Regions from separate parts of the Homo sapiens genome. Here region 1 is linked to region 2. A link is a loop called in an ENCODE intact Hi-C map of the cell type or tissue named here. Cell type or tissue: HCT116. All regions are shown on one strand. Each heading gives the region's core, and the rest is flanking DNA. Links, peaks and the distances in the headings are about the cores only.

What was found. Peaks named below come from ENCODE experiments on the same cell type or tissue, not always from the same donor. Only the 100,000 strongest peaks of a DNase experiment are listed, where the experiment ranks them.
Region 1: a loop joins it to region 2, with 18 times the contacts of the local background. A loop is called at or near these places in 49 of 110 quality-filtered maps.

What each region holds. Positions count from the first base shown.
Region 1 is chr12:130,744,063-130,753,720 of GRCh38, reverse strand. No RefSeq gene overlaps it. Among named protein-coding and RNA genes, the nearest start is that of RIMBP2, 33 kb to the right of the region's middle. In HCT116, for the core only: a CTCF peak has its summit at 5,382 (motif pointing right); a DNase peak (open chromatin) is centred at 5,400; H3K27me3 peaks cover 405 bases.
Region 2 is chr12:130,042,094-130,051,751 of GRCh38, reverse strand. LINC02418 (long intergenic non-protein coding RNA 2418) reads left to right here and starts at 9,410. Exons shown (of 3, transcript NR_024457.2): 1 at 9,410-9,525. RefSeq lists enhancers at 4,114-4,408, 5,720-6,664. In HCT116, for the core only: no CTCF peak of the experiment used is centred there; a DNase peak (open chromatin) is centred at 4,247.

The sequences.
Region 1 (9,658 bases), core at 472-8,471, 700 kb before region 2:
TGGTTGCTTAATTATACGTTTACTAAAAGCCATCCAATGCCATCTTTACCATGGGTCAACTGTATATTCATTATAATCCTATAAAGCTGCTTTTAATAAAATCATTGTCCAAATATTTAAGGTGGTGGATATCCCAGTTACACTGATTTGATCTTTATAAATGATATGAATAAAATGATCACATGAACCCCCCACATATGTACACCTGCTATGTATCAGTTAAAAAAAAAAAACAGTGCCTGGCCAACATGGTGAAACCCCGTCTCTACTAAAAATACAAAAAATTAGCCGGGTGTGGTGGCACACGCCTGTAATCCCAGCTATTTGGGAGGCTGAGGCAGGAGAATTGCTTGAACCCAGGAGCTGTAGGTTGCAGTGAGCCGAGAATGCACCACTGCACTCCAGCCTAGGGGTCAGAGCAAGACTACCTCTCAAAGAAAAAAACAAAAAAACAAATAAAAAGCAGTGATTGTCCCCTTCTCCGTGCAGGACTTGGGACCGGGACCTGCCCTCTCACGGGCGTTTGGGGTGTTCTGTGTTCGCTCCTGCAGGCCTGCGGAGCATGGGGTGAGCAGCAGAGAGCGCTCTGCCACAGCTCCCAGGAGAAGCTCGCGCCCAGCTGTGGATGCGGCTGCTTTGTCTCTGTGGCAACTGTTTTCTTAAAAACCTTGGGTCAATAGAATCTGTGTCAATCAAATCCCATTTTCTCCTTGACCTACGTGACCCCTTAAGAGCTGTGTACGGTGCTGCTGAAGAGCGGCCTCGGGGACTTAAGGCCTGGAAATCCAGCGTGTAGGAGTGATCCGCACACAATGGCACCTGTAGGGCGTTGCTCTGGGGCATCCCTGCAGAGAGTGCTTTTGTGAGATGGAGACCATTCAGGCCCCGTGGAGGATCCCAGACAGCAGGGGGCTCTGGTGGTCCACGGGTGGGATGAGCCCGCCGGCCTGTGCTTTCCTGCACAAGGGCCTCCTGAGGGGAGGACTCCAGGGAGTTTCCCACAATGCCCAGCAGCTCTGAGTAATCCTCCTGGGATGGGAGAGAGGGAGCACACGGAAGAGAATTCCTAGGTGACCGTGGCAGGGACAAACGGCTCAGCAGGTGGCTTGTCCGGAAGTGCTGTGGGAGTCTGAGCTCTGGTGGAATCCCAAGATTAAAAAACAATAATAAGAAGAAAACAGGCTGGGCACGGTGGCTCAGGCCTGTAATCTCATCACTTTGGGAGGCCGAGGCGGACAGATCACCTGAGGTCAGAAGTTCAAGACCAGCCTGGCTAACGTGGGGAAACCCCGTCTCTACTAAAAATACAAAAATTAGCTGGGTGTGATGGCACACACCTGTAATCCCAGCTACTCAGGAGGCTGAGGTAGGAGAATCGCTTGAACCCGGGAGATGGAGGTTGCAGTGAGCCGAGATCGCGTCACTGCACTCCAGCCTGGGAGACAGAGCGAGTCTCCGTCTCAAAATAAAATAAATAAATAAATAAATAAATAAATAAATAAAAGCAAACCCACTGTGCTAAAGGAATGTAACAATGCCCTGACAGTCATCTCGCTAAGCCTCTCTTGATAAGATGAGGCTGGCCAGGTAGTGAAAGGGTTTAGACCTGGTTGGAAAGCGACTGTGTCTACATGAAATGGGGGTTATTTTATCCTCAGGCTGCTGCGGCATCCACATGCCTGCTCTGAGGTGGCGGGACACGGTTCGTGACCAGCTGAACTGAGGGTGGGGTGGGAGGACTGAAGGTTTGGAAGCTGTGAGGATAATGATGGCACTGGCTTTGATCTTGTTAACTGTGAGATGCTGCTCAGACACATTGGGGTGAGGTCTGTGGCCAGCTTTCACTATGGGTGTGGACAGAGAAGGGGTTTGAGTTGGAGACAGACGGGAAAGTTATCAGGGGGAAGTGACGGCCGACCACCTGAGAGTGGTTTCACTTCCTGGAGGATACACATTTACATATATTAAAAAAAGAGCTGAGTGCCAGACCCTGTAAAAACAATCTGAAAATCAGTCAAAGAAGACAGATCTAGCTAAAAAGACGGAGAAATCCACGTGGCCAGAGTAAATAAATGAAACAATGCAATGAAAGCAGCTCTTCTCATCAACAATTTTTATGGCAATTTTGAAACATCTAAGAAGGGGGAAAGAATTGTTCTGTAACACGGACGAACCACCATCTGGATTCTGCGGTTAGCATTTGGCAGCATCCATCATCTCACCGTCACTCTCTCCATCATGGAATCCGTCGTAGTAGTCTTTAACCAAAAGCAGCTTTTAAAATTCTGAAATTGAATTATAGACTCAATTCTAACTTTCAATTACACAATTGAAAGTTACGTCGGCATCCTAAAGTCCCTTCCACTCCATAGGGTAATATTTAGATCAAATCTTCCTAATGGTAAATGTCCTAGAAGCCAGTGCAGCTCACAAATAAAGAATCTCATTTCAAGAGAGCAACTGTGAACTCAGGGTAATGAAATCTGTCCAAATACACAGGTGATTGAAAAAGCGTGCCAACCTTTCATTGTATGAATGGAGAATACCTTGGGCCTCTTCAAGCTGGGACCATGCAGGGCAAACCTGCCTCCCATTCTATTCAAAGTCACCCCTCTGCTCAGAGATAGATGTATATTCTGATTGCCTCTTTTGGAAAGACTTATCAGAAACTCAAAAGAATGCAACCATCTGTCTCTCACCTACCTGTCACCTGGAAGCCCCCAGTGTAGGGGACTTGCTTTGAGTTGTCCCCACCTTTCTCTACAGAACCAATGTACTTCTTACATGTATTGATTGGCATCTCATGTGTCCCTAAAATGTATAAAGCCAAGCTGTGCCCCGACCACCTTGGGCATGTGTCATCAGGACCTCCTGAGGCTGGGGCATGGGTGGGTCCTCAACCTTGGCAAAATAAACTTTCTAAATTAACTGAGATCTGTCTCAAATTTTCAGGGTTCACAGTTAGTTAAACATGGGACGATCGAGGTAGCCAATACTCATGTGTGCAAGGCACTGTTCTCAGCGCCGTTCACGGATTCCCTTATTTCAGGTTCATACAAACCTACGCAAACCAAAAATAAAATTCTAAGGCCCCCAGCCTTCTGAATGGGCCCTTCCTCTCGCCTAAGGGCATTCCAAATTGAACCTGAAAAACTAGTTCAGGGCATGATGGAAAGCGCAGGTCAGTCATGCCTCATTTTCCTATCCTACCTTTTTTTTTCTGAGATGGAGTCTTGCTCTGTCACCCAGGCTGGTGCAATCTAGACTCACTGCAACCTCTGCCTCCTGGGTTCAAGTGATTCATGTGGCCTCAGCCTCCCAGGTAGCTGGGATTACAGGTGTGCACCACCATGCCCAGCTAAATTTTGTATTTTTAGTAGAGATGGGGTTTCACCATGTTGGCTAGGCTGGTGTTGAACTCCTGACCTCAAGTGATCCTCCTGCCTCAGCCTCCTAAAGTGCTGGGATTACAGGCGTGAGCCACTGCGCCTGGCCTTCCTCTCCTTCCTTTTGGAACTCAGGAAAAGCTGATTAGCATTTAACATCAACGCAGACCCTAAGTCTGAAAAGAAACATTTACAGTCTATTTTCTCTGAAGTCTGCTACCTGGAGGCCTCATCGGCATCATGAAACCTTGCTCTCCACAACCCCTTATTGTAACCCAGACATTTATTTCTATTGATAGTAATGCTTTCAACCTGTGAACCTAGAACATTTGACGGAGGTCTCAGTTACTATTTAGAAAGTTTATTTTGCCAAGGTTGAAGACACACACCCATGACCCAGCCTCAGGAAGTCCTGATGACATGTGCCCAAGGTGGTCGGGCACAGGTTGGTTTTACACATTTTAGGGAGACATGAGACGTCAATCAATATATGTAGGAAGTACACTGGTTCGGTCTGGAAAGGTGGGACAACTGGAAGCAAAGGCAGGAAGACTCGAAGCTGGGAGGGGACTTCCAGGTCACTGGTAGGTGAGACACAAATGGTTGTATTCTTTTGAGTTTCTGATGAGCTTTGCCAGTGGAGGCAGATCAGATATGTGTCTATCTCAGTGAGCAGAGGGATGACTTTGAATAGAATGGGAGGCAGATTTGCCCTCAGCAGTTCTTAGCTTGAGTTTTCTTTAGTGATTTTGGGGGCCCAAGATATTTTCCTTTCACAAACCAACTGCTAATCAGAAAATTTTAAATTTACATTTGACCTGGAAGCCCCACCCCTGCTTTGAGTTGTCCCACCCTTGCAGATGGAACCAATGTAAATCTTACATGTATTTGGTGGAGGTCTCGTGTCTCCCTTAATATGCATAAAAGTAGGCTGTGCCCCCACCACCTGGGGCACAGGTTCTCAGCACCCCCTGAGGGCTGTGTCACGGGTCATGGTCATTCATATTTGGCTCAGAATAAGCTTCGAATATTTTACAGAGTCCGACTCTTCGTCGATACCTGTGGGGCATCAGCGCTCTCATCATTCCGTTTTATGGATGAAGAAACTGAGGCCCAGAGAGTTTAGGTGACCTGCCCAGGGTCCCACAGCTGGTCAGGGGCCATGCTGGGATTTCACCAGAGCCCAGATCTCTGGCACCTGTCAGCACACCATGCTGCCTCCCAGACAAAGCAAAGAGGTGCCATCTTAAACCCTCCAAGTTAGCCGCGATCTGTAAAAAAGGATGATGCTTCCTGTTGGCAGGGATGCAGCGAGAGAGGCCTGCCCACAGGAATGTAAATCGGTGCATCCCGGAAGGCTGTTTGGCAACATGACCCAAGAGCCATGAAATGCGTGTGTCGACTGATCCAGGCATTTTGTTCCCAGGAATAAATGGCCATGAAACAATGCAAGAGGTGGAGCCAATGTCCTATCCAGGGGTATTCGCCGGAGAATTTGACGAGTGAGGCACCAAGCAGCAGAAGATGCTTATTGTATACATTATGAAATGCTCCTGTAATAGTAATGTTCACAGGTCACGATTTAAAGAAAAATTTATATGATGAGAAAGTGTTTACTCTGTAGAACACATCAGGTTACAAAACAGAATTTAGGAAAACAAAATAAAATCACAACCGTCTTCATCTACTGTTATATGTGTATACAAATACACGTAATTATAATGTATGTATAGTCCATAAAATAATAACATAAAATACATTGGAAAGGTAGGTCCCAAAAATACCAGCAACGGTTATTTCAAAGAAGGGCTTTTTGGGGTGGACTTGACATTTTGCTTTGGGCTTTTTTGTGTCTTCTGCAAGGGGCATGCATTACTGTATTACCTTAGGCATCTGAATGCTATCCTTCCATTCTCATAGTGGTAGTTACAGAAGAGGCTGCAGTCAGCTCAAACGCTTCCCTTTTTTATTGCGGGTGCAGAGGCTTCGAGGGAGAGGGAAAGCTGTCAGTAGGTGGCGCCAGAGGGTGGCAGTTGTCTCAGGCTGCGTCAGGGCTGGTGCGAGCCAGCCTGGCCTTAAAGTGAAGCCCCTGGTTCTCTGCCATCCCATGTGCAACTGGTGATTTTGCAATTTCTGCATGTGTGTGGGGCCTGGCTCCCCTGTGGCTGGAGGCCTGCATGGAGCAGGGGGCATGCCAAGCTAGACAGTGACAAATTACTACCATCGAGGGCACCTAAGCACACCTTGGGCTCTATAAAGCACAGCCAGAGCCAAGTGCTGCCCTTAAAAATCAGATAATCTCAGGCGGTTGTGAAGCAAAGTGAAAACAGGAAAATGCAAGGGGCGGAGAAGCTGTCGGTGGAGAGAGAAACAGTGGAGAGTTCTGCCAAGAAGCTTATGCAGCTTTTTCCTCTGAGGGGACAGAGAGGCTGGGAGAGTGGAGAGCTGACCCTGTTGGTCTAAACCCTTTCCTATGGAGGGAGCAGGAGTGAAAATAGCAACCCTGAGGACACGGATACTTTAGGTCAGTGTAGCAGTTGAGAGACTTTGACCTGGACATAGAAGCCAGAGATGTATGGGTTCAGGCTCTCAGAAAAAATGGAGTCAGTTTCTCCCTCCATTAATGAGAATAGATAAACCCAGCTCAGCTAAATTCTTTTTTTTTTTTCTGTTGCCAGGCTGGAGTGCAGTGGCACGATCTCAGCTCACTGCAACCTCTGCCTCCCAGGTTCAAGCAATTCCCCTGCCTCAGCCTCCCGAGTAGCTGGGAGTACAGGCGCCCGCCACCACACCCCACTAATTTTTGTATTTTAGTAGAGACAGTGTTTCACCCTGTTGGCCAGGATGGTCTCCATCTCCTGACTTCATGATCTGCCTGCCTCGGCCTCCCAAAGTGCTGGGACTACAGGTGTGAGCCACTGTGCCCGGCCAGCTCAGCTAAATTCCAAAAGTGTTTATTGACTACCTTGGAAATGATCATAATGATGATAATAGTAATTACAATTGCCACCAACATTTATGAAACCCTTACTGTGTTAAGTACTTAACATGGGTTATTGCATTTAAGCCCCACCATGGTCCAGCAGGTGGATATGACTGCCATCATCCCCGAATTACACATGAGGGCACTGAAGCTTAAAGAGGTGAAACAACTTTTCCAAGGTCACCCGTGGCTAGGTCTTATTGCACACTTAATAGGAGCCAAGGAGAGTGAGTCACGATAGGGCAGGTTATGCTGCTGTAACAAACACATTGAAAACCTCAGTGGTTGAAAAATATGTTTATTTCTCAATCATGTTATATGTCCATTATATGTCATCAAGAGGGCTCTGCTTGTTGTAGTTCCTAGGGGTCTGGGTGGAAGGAAGCTCCATCTGAAAGCATTTTTCCATGTGGGTAGAGACAAGGAAAAGATCATGGTAAACCACACATGGACTCCTAGAGCGCCTCACCTGAAGTGACATGCACACCAATGACTGCTCACAGTGTGTTGGCCGGAGCAGGTGCCATGGCTCTGCTTCAGTCAGTAGAGGGGGATGGGCACGAATATGTTCCTCTTGCAAGAAAGGGAACCAAGTATCTGGTTTCCTTATTCTCCATAGCAGGGGTCCCCACTCTAGCCACAGAGTGGTGCCATTAGGAACCGCACCACACGGCAGGAGGTGAGTGGTGGACGAGCGTGACCACCTGAGCTCCGCCCCCTGTCAGGCCAGCAGCAGCATTAGATTCTCATAGCAGCTCAAACCCTGTTGTGAACTGTGCGTGTGAGGGGTCTAGGTTGCCTGCTCCTTAGGAGAATCCAATGCCTGATGATCTGAGGTGGAACCCCTCCCCACCTCGGTCTGTGGGAAAAACCGTCTTCCATGAAACCGGTCTCAGGTGCCAAAAGTTTGGGGACGGCTGCTCTCTGGCTCCTATTAACGTGCATTGGTTTGGAAAAAGTGCATTATTTTATTTGATTTTACAACACGCTGTGTCAGGCGTTATTATTATTTTTGTTTTATGCAAGAGAAAACAGAGTTTCTGTAGCACACCCGGCTCACATGGCTACTAAGTGGAGCAGGTATGATTCAACCTTAGCTCTGTTCCAGCCTCAAAGCCCAGTTCTTCAAAAACAGTTATATCCCATGGCGGGGAGGGGGTCTCAGTAGATATGTTCCAGGAAGAGTACGCTTCTTGGTTTATAAAATAAGATATGATATTAAATATTTGGTATTTAAATATTGCATTTAAATATTCGTATATATTTAAATACAATTTAAACATTACATTTAAATATTCATGTATATTTAAATACAATTTAAAAATTGCATTTAAATCTTTGTGTATATATTGTTCCATTATTTAAATATTGTATTTAAATATTGTACATGGTATATGTATGTTATATGTACATACATGTGTATATACACATATCCACATATATACACATATATGTATATGTAACATGTGTATATATACATATACATATATATAACATATACAATATTGAATATTATATATATATGATATACATATATCACTTCTCAGGAATGTGTTTAAAGAGAAAATGTAAATTTTGGGTCCCTAAGTTCAACACAATATTTTAAACAAAATGATAAGTGGACAAAATCTCAACTCACACTCAACATGCAATGGGTAGAGCCTTGAAATCTTGTGTAGATATTTTGAAAAGGTCACCCAGTGTCAGCAAAAGAACCGGGCATCTCACCAGGCATCTCAGACGTTATGGCACTAAGGGAGAAATCCTGGAGCTACCGCATTCAAAACGACGGTTTGTAACAATCTCATGAATTGCTTGATGGCCAGGGAGTGATGTTCTGAGATTTCTACCTACTAACACAACAACGCGTTGTGTATATTTAGGGCATGTACTGGTTTTCAGTTATGTTTTAGGAAATTGGGTGGCACGTTTGGGTTTATGTGTAGCATGGAATAGCTTAGTAATAGAAAGAAACTAGGATTCTGGAGAGGACTTTCACAAAGAAATTCCGATATTTTGGGAAGAGATTGTTGAGGTACTAAATGAGAGATGAATAGTGGAATCAAGTATGTGGTACAGTTGAAAAATACTACAAATTCTTGAGTCCCTGACATCAAGACATAGAATGGGAAATAAGACCTACGCACCTGTCTGTGTGTGCACAGGTATGCATGTGTGTGCACATATGCTTATGTTCAGATGGAGGCTGTCCGTCTGAACTTAAAAAATAAGGACTAATCAAAATATCCTCCAGGGACTCTAAGAAATAACCGAGACAGGGGTTGGGGTGGCCTAAGAGACTCTGTTATGTACGCTGTGGTAATAAACCTGTGAACAGCACATTGCTATGTTAATTCACACTTGTAGACATGTTGGCAACACATACGGATATTTAGTCTTTGGAAGACTCTGGGGAAATCTCCTGTGTGAAGCATAAAACCCCTAGCATTACCATAAAATGATGTTTCTTCTTTCCAATTATACTGGGCTTTTTGGAATCGTCGTCTCTTAACTTAAAGGATTATCTTTCAGCGGTAGAATATTCGATCTTTGAGCAATAGGTTGTTGCATGAGATGTATTTACACCAAGATTTCATCCTGGCCCTTTCACTGGTACCATTCTTTCTTTAGCTGCTTCTGCCCCAAGAGTCTTATCGTCCTCTCATTCCAGTGTTGTGTATTTTAGTTGCTGTTGTTTCTGGATCATGCATTAAGCAGTAAGCATGATATTGACAGTTTTCTGTGTCCTTTCCTGAGGTGGGCTGGAGAGGATCTGTTCCTGGAACTAGATTTCCTTTCTGGATCTGTTGACAAATGAATCTCACACACAACTTCTCTGCTGGCATCAGCATTTGCTATTCCCCATGGAGTCCAGGGTTCATAGCTTTTCTGGGCATGAACCCTATGATCTATCAGCCAACTGGACAAACAGACCAGGCAGAAGAGCTGCTCGCAAAGCCAGAAACGTGTGCATGAGCTGCTGGGTGGCTCAGGGAAGGTGGGCTGGAGCAGCTTGGCGCTTAGTTACCAGTCTCGTGGAGACCCTCGCTGGTGTTTTAAACATCCTTCCTGCTGGGCTCACCTCTTAAACACATCAGCAGTATCTCAGTAGCGAAGTAGATGTGGAGGACGCTGACTCTGGGAAGGAGAGGAGGAGTGGTCAGCCTCATGCAGAGCCTTCCCCCAGTGGGAATGTCACCTGAATTAGGGCCTAAGAGCTGCTCATATTTTAACTGAAAACTACCTTGTGGGGAGAAGGACAGGAAGAAACCCTAAGAAAATATAGTGC
Region 2 (9,658 bases), core at 955-8,954:
TTGAAGATTTTGAGAGGCCTCTCGGGCATGCCCATGGCGATACTGATGGGGCAGGTGTGCAGGTGCATCTGAAGAAATAACTTTAGAGTCATCAGTTTATAGATGGTCTTGACCCGGGGCATGAGTCTAAAGAGAGAAAATCCTTTCCTGACCTCAAGCCTAAGTCACGTTCCCCTGGAAGATAACAGATGTTCGCTATGCTTCTCTGATGAACAGACTCTGGTTTTTAATTGTTTCAGACCATGGGTTCTGTAGCTTGACTGCCTGGATTCAAATCTCAGCTTGATGACTGAAAAGCGGTGTGGCTTTGAGCAAGTGGCTCACCCTCTCTGTGCCTCTGTCTTCATCTGCAAACTGGGAAGAATAATGGTACTGCCTGATGGGCTTGCTTCCACGATTTAGTAAGCACATCTGTGTAAAGTGCTTTGAACAGTATCTGAAGCATAATCAGTAGCATATAAAGATGCTATCTACCATGATTATTCCGTAATGAGACTCTGAGCTCCCTGAGGACAGGATCTGGTCTCGCCTTCTCATCACTGCATCTCCCACTGCCCAGCACAGTCTCTGCACACACATGGCCGTGGGATCATTGCATCAATGGCTTTGGAAGGACAGAGGGGCAGTTGTCCCCTCCTCTAGGGAGTGACCTGAGTGTGAAGGGGCTGTGGAGGGGAGGGGCGGCCAGGGCTGTAGGAGGAAGGCTACCCAGAGTCCACCGAGGGAACAACGTGCTCAGGGGACAGAGAGGAGAGGTGGGCAGGGCACAGCAGCCCTTGGGCCAGGAGGGCAGGTTGCGGCTGAGCCACGGAAGATCCTCAACATCGAAGTATGGAGACTGATCTTTATTTTTTGAGAAGCAGGGAGTTACAAATTTGTCTTGGCAGGGACAGAGCATCTTGGAGGTTGAGAGGGTGAGGCCAATTCAATTTGGGGAACTCCTAGTATATTAATAAAACAAACAACTGCCAAGACAGGGTTCTGAAAATCTGGGGCTTATTTAAATGTTAACCCTGCCTGGGTGTGGCTCTATTATAAACCTCAAAGAGAGGCAGGCAGGCAGATAGAGTGAGTGACCCGTTAGTGGTTGTGAGATCATTTTAGACTTCAAACCAGAGTTTCTTATCTGAACCATAACATGTAGAAAATGATCTAAGCAAATACTTTCTCAATTCTCACAAAAATGGATTATAACTAGTACCCCTCTAGGTGCCTAGGATAAAGGTTGATGATTGATATACAATGAATGGCTGAGAACGTTCAAGCTTAATTCTCTCTGGATCCTGGTTGAGAAAAAAAGTCTAGAAAAGCAAAGCTAAGGTGGAAGGATGAGTAGGGAATAAGGTAAGTTAGAATCTGGGATAGGACAGGGTGAAATTGAGTAGAGTAAGATTGGTAGAAAGGAATAGGATAGAATAGAATAGAGTAGAGTAGAGTAGAGTAGAGTAGAGTAGAGTAGAGTAGAGTAGAGTAGAGTAGAGTAGAATAGAATAGAATAGAATAGAATAGAATAGAATAGAATAGAATAGAATAGGCTAGGCTGGCATGGAACAGAATTGCCCAGACTGAAATAAACTAGAATGGGAAATATCACAGGGCTGATGCATGGCACGTGTGTAGGTTCCTGACCCTGTGTCACTGGATGTGTGCAGATTGTGATAGAAAGTGAATCCCTTTCTCTGAGAAGCAGCCAAAAGTGCTTTTGAGGTAAAATGAAACTGACGGGTCTCGACTCTCAGGGCCCTCCATTACCAAATACACGTGAGATCCAACCACACGCCCCCTCTCCAACCCCGACTCCTCAGAAGAGGAGTGATCAACTTGTACCTCCCTCAGGATGTCCTTAGGACAAGACATGGCAAACCTTTACGAGAAAGCCCGACACCCAGTGGCCAACGCGTCAGCTGTCAGGCTTAGGAGATAAGGTTGGCCTTTTATAGTGTTAAGTCTTTGTGAATTGGATCCTATTCCCCAGCAAGATTGAACCCACCCAGGGAGGGATGCAACAGGGTTTGCGAGGTGGGATTGGAGAGGTGAAAAACCTGGAGCCACAGTGAATCAAAAGAGCGTTGCCTTGCGATTTCCAGGGAGGAGCCGTGCAGACCTGAATTAAGGCAGAGACCTTGCCAATGGGAAAGGGGTGAAGTTAAGACGTGTGTCAGCAAGACTGGGATTCTGGAGGTGAGAGAGGAAATGTAGCAGTCAAGATTCAGTTACATGAATAGAAGTCACTCCAGCTACCTTACACAGGAAGGGATTGAATGCAGGGGATTGGGTGCTCACACTCGCTGGAAGGCCTGGTTGCATAGGGCCCCTGAATCCTGCAGAACTGGCCCCTCAAGAGACCTCTCCCACAGCAGGGTCTGCTCACATGAGGAAGACACTTTGGCTATGACCCGAGGGTCAGGAAGAATCCACCACCGACTCACAAACATCAGCTCTAAATTCATGGTATGTGCAAACTCACATGCCCTGGATGGATGTTCGCACGACTCCACCACTTATGAGCTGTGTGGTCTCTGAAAGCTTATGTAACCTCTCTGACTCTATTTGCTCGATTTAAACATGAAGATGAAAATAATAGTGCTTAATTTATGGTTTTAAGGGTTTTTTGTAATGAAGTAAGTTATGTTCGTAACGCGTAAATGTCACTTAGCTATTATTAGAAAAGCTTGCATTTTGTGGAAGATTTCAGAGTTTTTAACAGAATAGGGCTCACACATGTGACTTTGTTGTTTATTCAGTGAATAGGCATGAGGATTTGTGCTGTTGGGGGCCCAAAATATAGGAGGGTGGTGATGAAGACAAGGATATCTGACATGGATGGGCCACTGCAGTCCATGACACACCTCTGTGGATTAGTCATAAGGTGTTTTCCTGCCTACAGACTCGACACTTCAGTCCCTGCTTTCTGCTCAGCCAAGGTTTGTGCAGTGCACAACCTGCTCAACTGTACTGAGGCCTTGAACCCAGGAGCTTGTATTTTAATGAGAAATACACAGCACATGCAGGGATACCAAGATAACAGGGCTTGGCCCTTGCCCTTTGGGTCCTCAAAAGTCAGGTGAAAGAATAAGCAAATCCCCCTGGGTTCCAGAGCCAGGTTCTTGGGAAGTTACTTGGCCACGATGGGCCTTGAGCTAGCCTCGAGGGTCAAGTGCAGACCTTGACAAGTCGAGAGGGTGACATATTCTTTCAGGAGGAGGAGGGAGCAAAGTCAGAGCAGAAGAGGGAACAGCTGGTGGTCCAGCGTGGCAGGGTTTCAGCAGAGGAGATGTCCAGTAGTCTGGCATGGTAGGGTCTCAGCAGAGGAGGGAACATCCCATGGTCTGGTGTGGCAGGGTCTCAGAGGAGGGAATGAATAGCAGTGGTCTGGCGTGGCATGGTGTTGGCAGAGGAGGGGACGTCCAGTGGTCCGGCATGGTAGGGTCTTGGCTGTGGGATGCTGGACTGTCACCCGTGGGGGTACCGATTGCCAGGATGTGGATTTGGGGCTTTATTCTTGTGGCGGTAGGGAACCAGGAAAGGTACTCAGCAGGGGCGGCACCAGTGCTATGGTGTAGTGTGATCATGAGATCTGAGACAGACATTCCCCAAAACCTTCTCAGTCCACCAGCACCTTCGTGTCTTAGTGATGTTTTCATAGTGCCCTAGGAGAAAGAAACACCTGTTTCATTTATGAAGTCCTCAGGTCCAAATAACTTAACAGAAGTAATTTGCAAGGTGTCTGACAGATGTTCCTGTTTTCCTTAAAAAAAGAAAACATTTGCATGTGCTATGATGAGTTGGCTGCACGCCCCGTGGTACCTCAGGAACACACTTTGGGAACAAAGAGGCCGTCTAACCTCAAGTTGTGGCTCAGAGTCACCACATTGCTGTTTCAGCTTCCTCTTTGGTAATTTGCATAGAGGAAAATTGCATCCCTGCCGTGGGGTGGGTATGAGTCCCGACCTCCTAGGGTTGTAAGCTGGAATAAATGAAATGATGCATTCAAAGCGGTGAGCAGAGAGCATTGCGGTCATCTCCATTATCAGGGGCCTGGGTGCAGCAGGACCTGCTCAAGGCAGGTGGGGTTGGGGCCCCGTTTGGAGGCCCTGTGTTGGTTTGTGGTCAGTGGGGACTTGGGCTTAATCAAGGAGCTCTGCAAAGTTCCCCACAAACACGAAGAACAGCACCCAGGATAGTAGCAGTGCCGGGGCAGTGAAATGACCCAGTGAGGTTTTCCGTGTTTTTTTCTTTTTTTACCCAAGTCTTGCTCACTCATGCCACCTGCAGGCCAATGGGGAAACTTTCTTTTTATTTTTTATTTTGTTTTGAGGAGTCTTGCTCTGTCGCCCAGGCTGGAGTGCAGTGGCGTGATCTCCGCTCACTGCAAGCTCCGCCTCCCGGGTTCACGCCATTCTCCTGCCTCAGCCTCCCAAGTAGCTGGGACTACAGGCACCCGCCACCACGCCCGGCTAATTTTTTGTATTTTTTGTAGAGACGGGGTTTCACTGTGTTAGCCAGGATGGTCTTGATCTCTTGACCTCGTGATCCACCCACCTCGGCCTCCCAAAGTGCTGGGATTACAGATGTGAGCCACTGCACCCGGCCAGGAAACTTTCTGTTGGCATCATATGGGAGCCATTTCTGCCAGGGGACCTCAGTGGTTCTGTCCCAGCTGACGATTAAAATCATTAAGGAACTTAAAAAAAATACTGATGCCTGAATCCTATCCCAGACCAAATTAATAAAAAGTAAAATCTAAGGATGTGAACTGGGTGTCTCGGTTTTTGTTGTTGTTTTTGTTTTGTTTTCTTTCTTTTTTTTTTTTTTGAGATGGAGTCTTGCTCTGTCGCCCAGGCTGGAGTGCAGTGGCACGATCTTGGCTCACTACAACCTCTGCCTCCTGGGTTCAAGAGATTCTCGTGCCTCAGCCACCCAAGTAGGTGGAATTACAGGCATGTGGTACCATGCCCAGCTAATTTTTTTTTTTTTAATAGAGGCGGGGTTTCACCATGTTGGCCAGGCTGGTGTCGAACTCCTGACGTCAAGTGATCCACCTGCCTCAGCATCCCAAAGTGCTGGGATTACAGGCGTGCGCCACCGCACCCGGCTGTTTTGTTGTTTTTTTAAAGAAACCTTCATGGGAATCTGACGTTGGGAACTATGGTTGATGGTATTCCCCAACTGCAGAGATGTCCCTGGTCACCCCCTACCGAGGTGCATTCCAGCTTCCAACTCTTTGCTCCAGCCCCACCGTGGGCAAGCTCGCTGCGTGCCTCCATGTGCCCACGCCCGCCCACTGGAGGGATCTCATTTAGATCCAGATACCTGGAACCGCTGGGTCGTAGTGAGTGCACTGTGAGTTTTAAAATGTGTGCCAAATTGCCCTAAAGTGGCTCCAATTTACACCCCCACCAATGAGAACCTTTCCTTAACACCTTTCCCCGTACATGATAATGTCAAACTTTAATATTTTTGCCAATCTGATGAGTAAAACATTTTTAATGGCACCAGCTAAAAAAGAATGGCAGAGACTTTACATACGAGTTTGGTGAGATCTCTGAGATAAGTTGCTGAGGGAGAGATCTAAGTTGCAGGATATATAAAAACACATTGGCAGACAGGCGGAAAATGTGTCACAGGAGATGGGGCAGAGATTCCAGCTCTGAGTTCCACCCTGCGGTCACTCCATGGGGCACACATCCATGCAGGAAAATGAAAAGCGAAGGATTCTTTAGGTAGAGTCAGTGGGATGTTCTCCTTGTCTGGAAGGGTTTAATGTTTTACAAGGAGAATGAGTTTAATTATATCATTAGAGGTTAAATTTTAAAACACTTAAGGAAAAATTTTATGTGTGTGTGTGTGTGTAGGCGTGTGTGTGTGTGTGTATAAAGAGAAAGGGTGTGAAACAGAGAGGGAGAGAGTAAATGTAGTTAAATGTAGTAAGGTGTTCCTTCTTGGGGTATTTGAATGAAAGGATCCAGGAATGCTCTCTGCCAGTCTTACAACTTTTCTGTAAGTGTGTCAGAAGAAATTACCCAAAAAATCCCCCCAAAACAACCCTCAAAACTCAAAGGAATAAACGAGGTCGGGTTGCCGACCGCCTGTGGTCTAGGTCAGCTCCTGCCCTGAAGCCTGTGAACCCTGGGAAGTGGAGCCTTTGAAAGGAGCCCCGGAGGGCAGCCCAGGCGGACAGGCTGCCCCGGCGCGAAGGAGGACAGGCTGGCAAATCTGCAGCACAGTCACGCCTGGATCCGTACTCTGTCCCGCCGCCGACAGAGGACAGAGAGCAACTTCCTCTTCAAAGACCATCCTGCATAAGCCAAAATGCCTCCTGGGACTGAAGTTCAAAGTGATTTCGGAGGAGATCTGTTTGGTGCCACTGTTTGGCCTGGGGATTTGAGCGGATTACTAAAGCCCTGTGTTCCAGGCAGCAGTAACTCGGGGCCTCAGGTGCGAAACGGCCTTTGATAAACGTGAGCTCTTTAGAGGCCCAAACAAATTGAGGACAAAGCAGCTGGGCTGCTCAGGAGGGGGCCGGCTGTTGACCCTTTCTTTCCAGTCTTAGGAAAACAAATACTTGATATTCCAAAGGCTGAGTAAACTCATTAAAAGGATCTTGGACTTCCTGCCTTTGCGCACAGCCCTTGGAAGCTTCTCCGCCAACCCCCGGAGAGCAGGAGTGGGGAGGGTTGGAGGCAGCTCCCTCAGTCCTGCATGCAGACCGCAGCCACTGACTGTTCCCGAGTCACCAGGCCACTCTTCTCTCCTGCCTCATCGTCTTATTCAGGGTCCACGTCATTCTGCCACCTATTTGAGGACACCAGGCCTTGGCTGTTTCTGCTTCTTGTACCTCCTGAGTCAGGTGGCGGTGGGGGAGGGCAGACGCCACACACACCTGGGTCCACTGGCCGCACGGCTCCTGGAAATGCTAGTGTGACTTTCCTAAGGGTTCTTTCAAAGGACACTTTTAGACCTGCCTTTTGTCCCAAGGATTCTAGTTGCTTCATCTTTAGTACCACAGACTGGTGGCTAAACAACGAACATTTACTCTGCCAGGACAACCTCGCTGCCCTCGTGGTTCCCAGCACCCGCCCGGACCTCCACACCAGGCTACTGTTTCCCCAAACGAGTGAGTGTCCTACTCCCTTCCGGCAGCCCTGACCTTCTCCTGCCTCGGATTCTTTCATTCTCTTCTCGGCTCCTAAATTCAAGCTCCCCTTATAAAGCTCAGCCCAGATTCCCATGATAACGTGCTCTGCGATTATTTGCCGATTCCATCAACATTTTTTGAGTACCTGTTGTGTGCCTGACACCTACGGCACTCAGAGCTGGAAGTGGATCCAGCTGTGAGCAGAACACAGACCCTCGGGGATCCCCCAGCCTGCTGGTAGAGACGACCCCCATCCAGGGAGATGCGGGAGCACCGAGGAGAAGCCCCAACCCTGGGGTTCATGGATGGCTTCCTGGAAGAGGAAGCAAGGTGAAGTCAGAGGCTAAAAATGCACACATTTGCAGGTGTTGAGCAAGTAGTGTGGACGCGTGAGCGATGAGGCACAATAGAGCATGAAGGCGCGGGCGGTGGCAAAGGGAACTTCGCCATCTGGGGAGGCATCCTCTGCCCAGCTTTGATCACTCCCTGGGATGTGAATAGGAGTTTATCTTGCCAGATATATGATCTTCCAAGGTCACAGGATTTTGCGAATTTGTATCAGATTTCTCAGTTTTTAAATGTTGCCAACTTGTAACTTTTTAAAATAGTCAGTGGACCATACAAGACACAACTGTAGGCCAGGTGTGTTCTGCAGGCCCTTGTTGCAACATCTTGTCTAAGTGGAATTCAGCCAGGTGAGAAAACAGTAAACAGGCAGAGGACTGGCAGGTCCAAAGGCCCTGTGGGGGAGAGGGCCTCCCCTGTGATGTCCATGTGTACTTTCACCTATTTGGCAAATATTTATCCATCCCCACCAGATGTCAGCCACTGTTTGGGAGGTGTGTGTGCACACATACAAACACATATGCAGGCATGTGCGTATGTGTGCATTTGGAGCAATGTATGTGCTACACATTTGTATGTGTGTATATGTTTGCAGGTGTATTATGCATGTACACATGTGTGTACATGTATTCAGGGGTATATGTGTGTATATATGTGCATGTGTTTTTATGTATGCACGTATATAGTGCATGTGTGCATGTGTGTATATGTATGCAGGTGTACATATGCACACGCGTGCATGTGTGTATACGTGGGTGTATTGTGTGCATGTGTGTATATGTATGCAGCTATATGCGTGTGTGCATGTGTGTATGTAGTGTATGTATATGCACCATGCATATGTGCATGCCTGTGTAAGTCCATATATATGTGTGCACATGCATGCACGCGTGCATGTGTATGTACATGTGTTCATGTATGTGCGTGTAGGTGTGGGTAAATGTATGCGTGTGTGTGCATGTGTTCATGTATGTGCATGCAGGTATGGATAAATGTATGCTTATGTGTGTGCGTGTGTTCATGTATGTGCATGCAGGTATGGGTAAATGTATGCATATGTGTGTGTGTGTTCATGTATGTGCGTGTAGGTATGGATAAATGTATGCATGTGTGTGCGCACACATTCATGTATGTGCGTGTAGGTATGGGTAAATGTATGCATGTGTGTGCACGTGTGTTCATGTATGTGCGTGTAGGTATGGGTAAATGTATGCATATGTGTGCGTGTGTTCATGTATGTGCGTGTAGGTATGGATAAATGTATGCATGTGTGTGCACGTGTGTTCATGTATGTGCGTGTAGGTGTGGGTAAATGTATGCATGTGTGCATGTGTGTTCATGTATGTGCGTGTAGGTGTGGGTAAATGTATGCATGTGTGTGCGTGCATATGCCACATGCATGTTTGCACATGGGCTTGCATGAACATGTGTATGAGTGTGTGTATGCATGTGTGTATGCATTTGCACCAGTGTGTTTGTGTGTGGATGATATCCGCTCCTGGCAGGTCGTGTTTTCTGGGCCTCATTCGGCCCAGCGGGAGCTCCTCGGCTGAGGCCGTACTGGAGGGGGCTGGAATCCTCCCTGGGGAAGCGCGTGGCTCGGGGTGTTGGCCTGGAGTGAGCTCAGCAGGAATTTGGGTCAGAGGAGCTCCTTGGGGGTGGGGACAAAAGGATCCACACAAGCCCTTGAGGAGTGCGGTGGGGCTCGCGTGTCGGGGCTCGCGCGGGGGGCGTGGGGCACCTGGGGACATCTCTGAGGTGGGAGCCGCGGGAGCGCCCAGGCGCTGTTTCCAGCCAGTGCAGCCTCCCCGCGCGGGTCCCGGCTTCGAGAGACGCGCGTACGCCGCCCCCTAGTGGAGACAGCGGGCCCTGCAAGCTGCCGCGGAGATGCTCTCCCGGTGTCTGATGGGAGAATCCTGTGCCCGCAGCCCTGCGCTTCCCCAGGTGAACCGGGCAGGAGCCTGTTGGGAAGGCAGCGACCCACATCTGTGTGCACCTTTGTGGATTTCAGGTTCCGGACGCAGGCGACCAAGCCAGAGCCAGTAAGCAGCCTTGCCTCCAGGATAATACCGCTTATCAGGCTTGACTCTGTGCGCCTCTGAGCCAGGGGTGTGCCCAGCAGCTGGGAGCAGACTCTGCGGTCGGAGCGTGGACGCGTTCTGTGCAGCTCTGCGC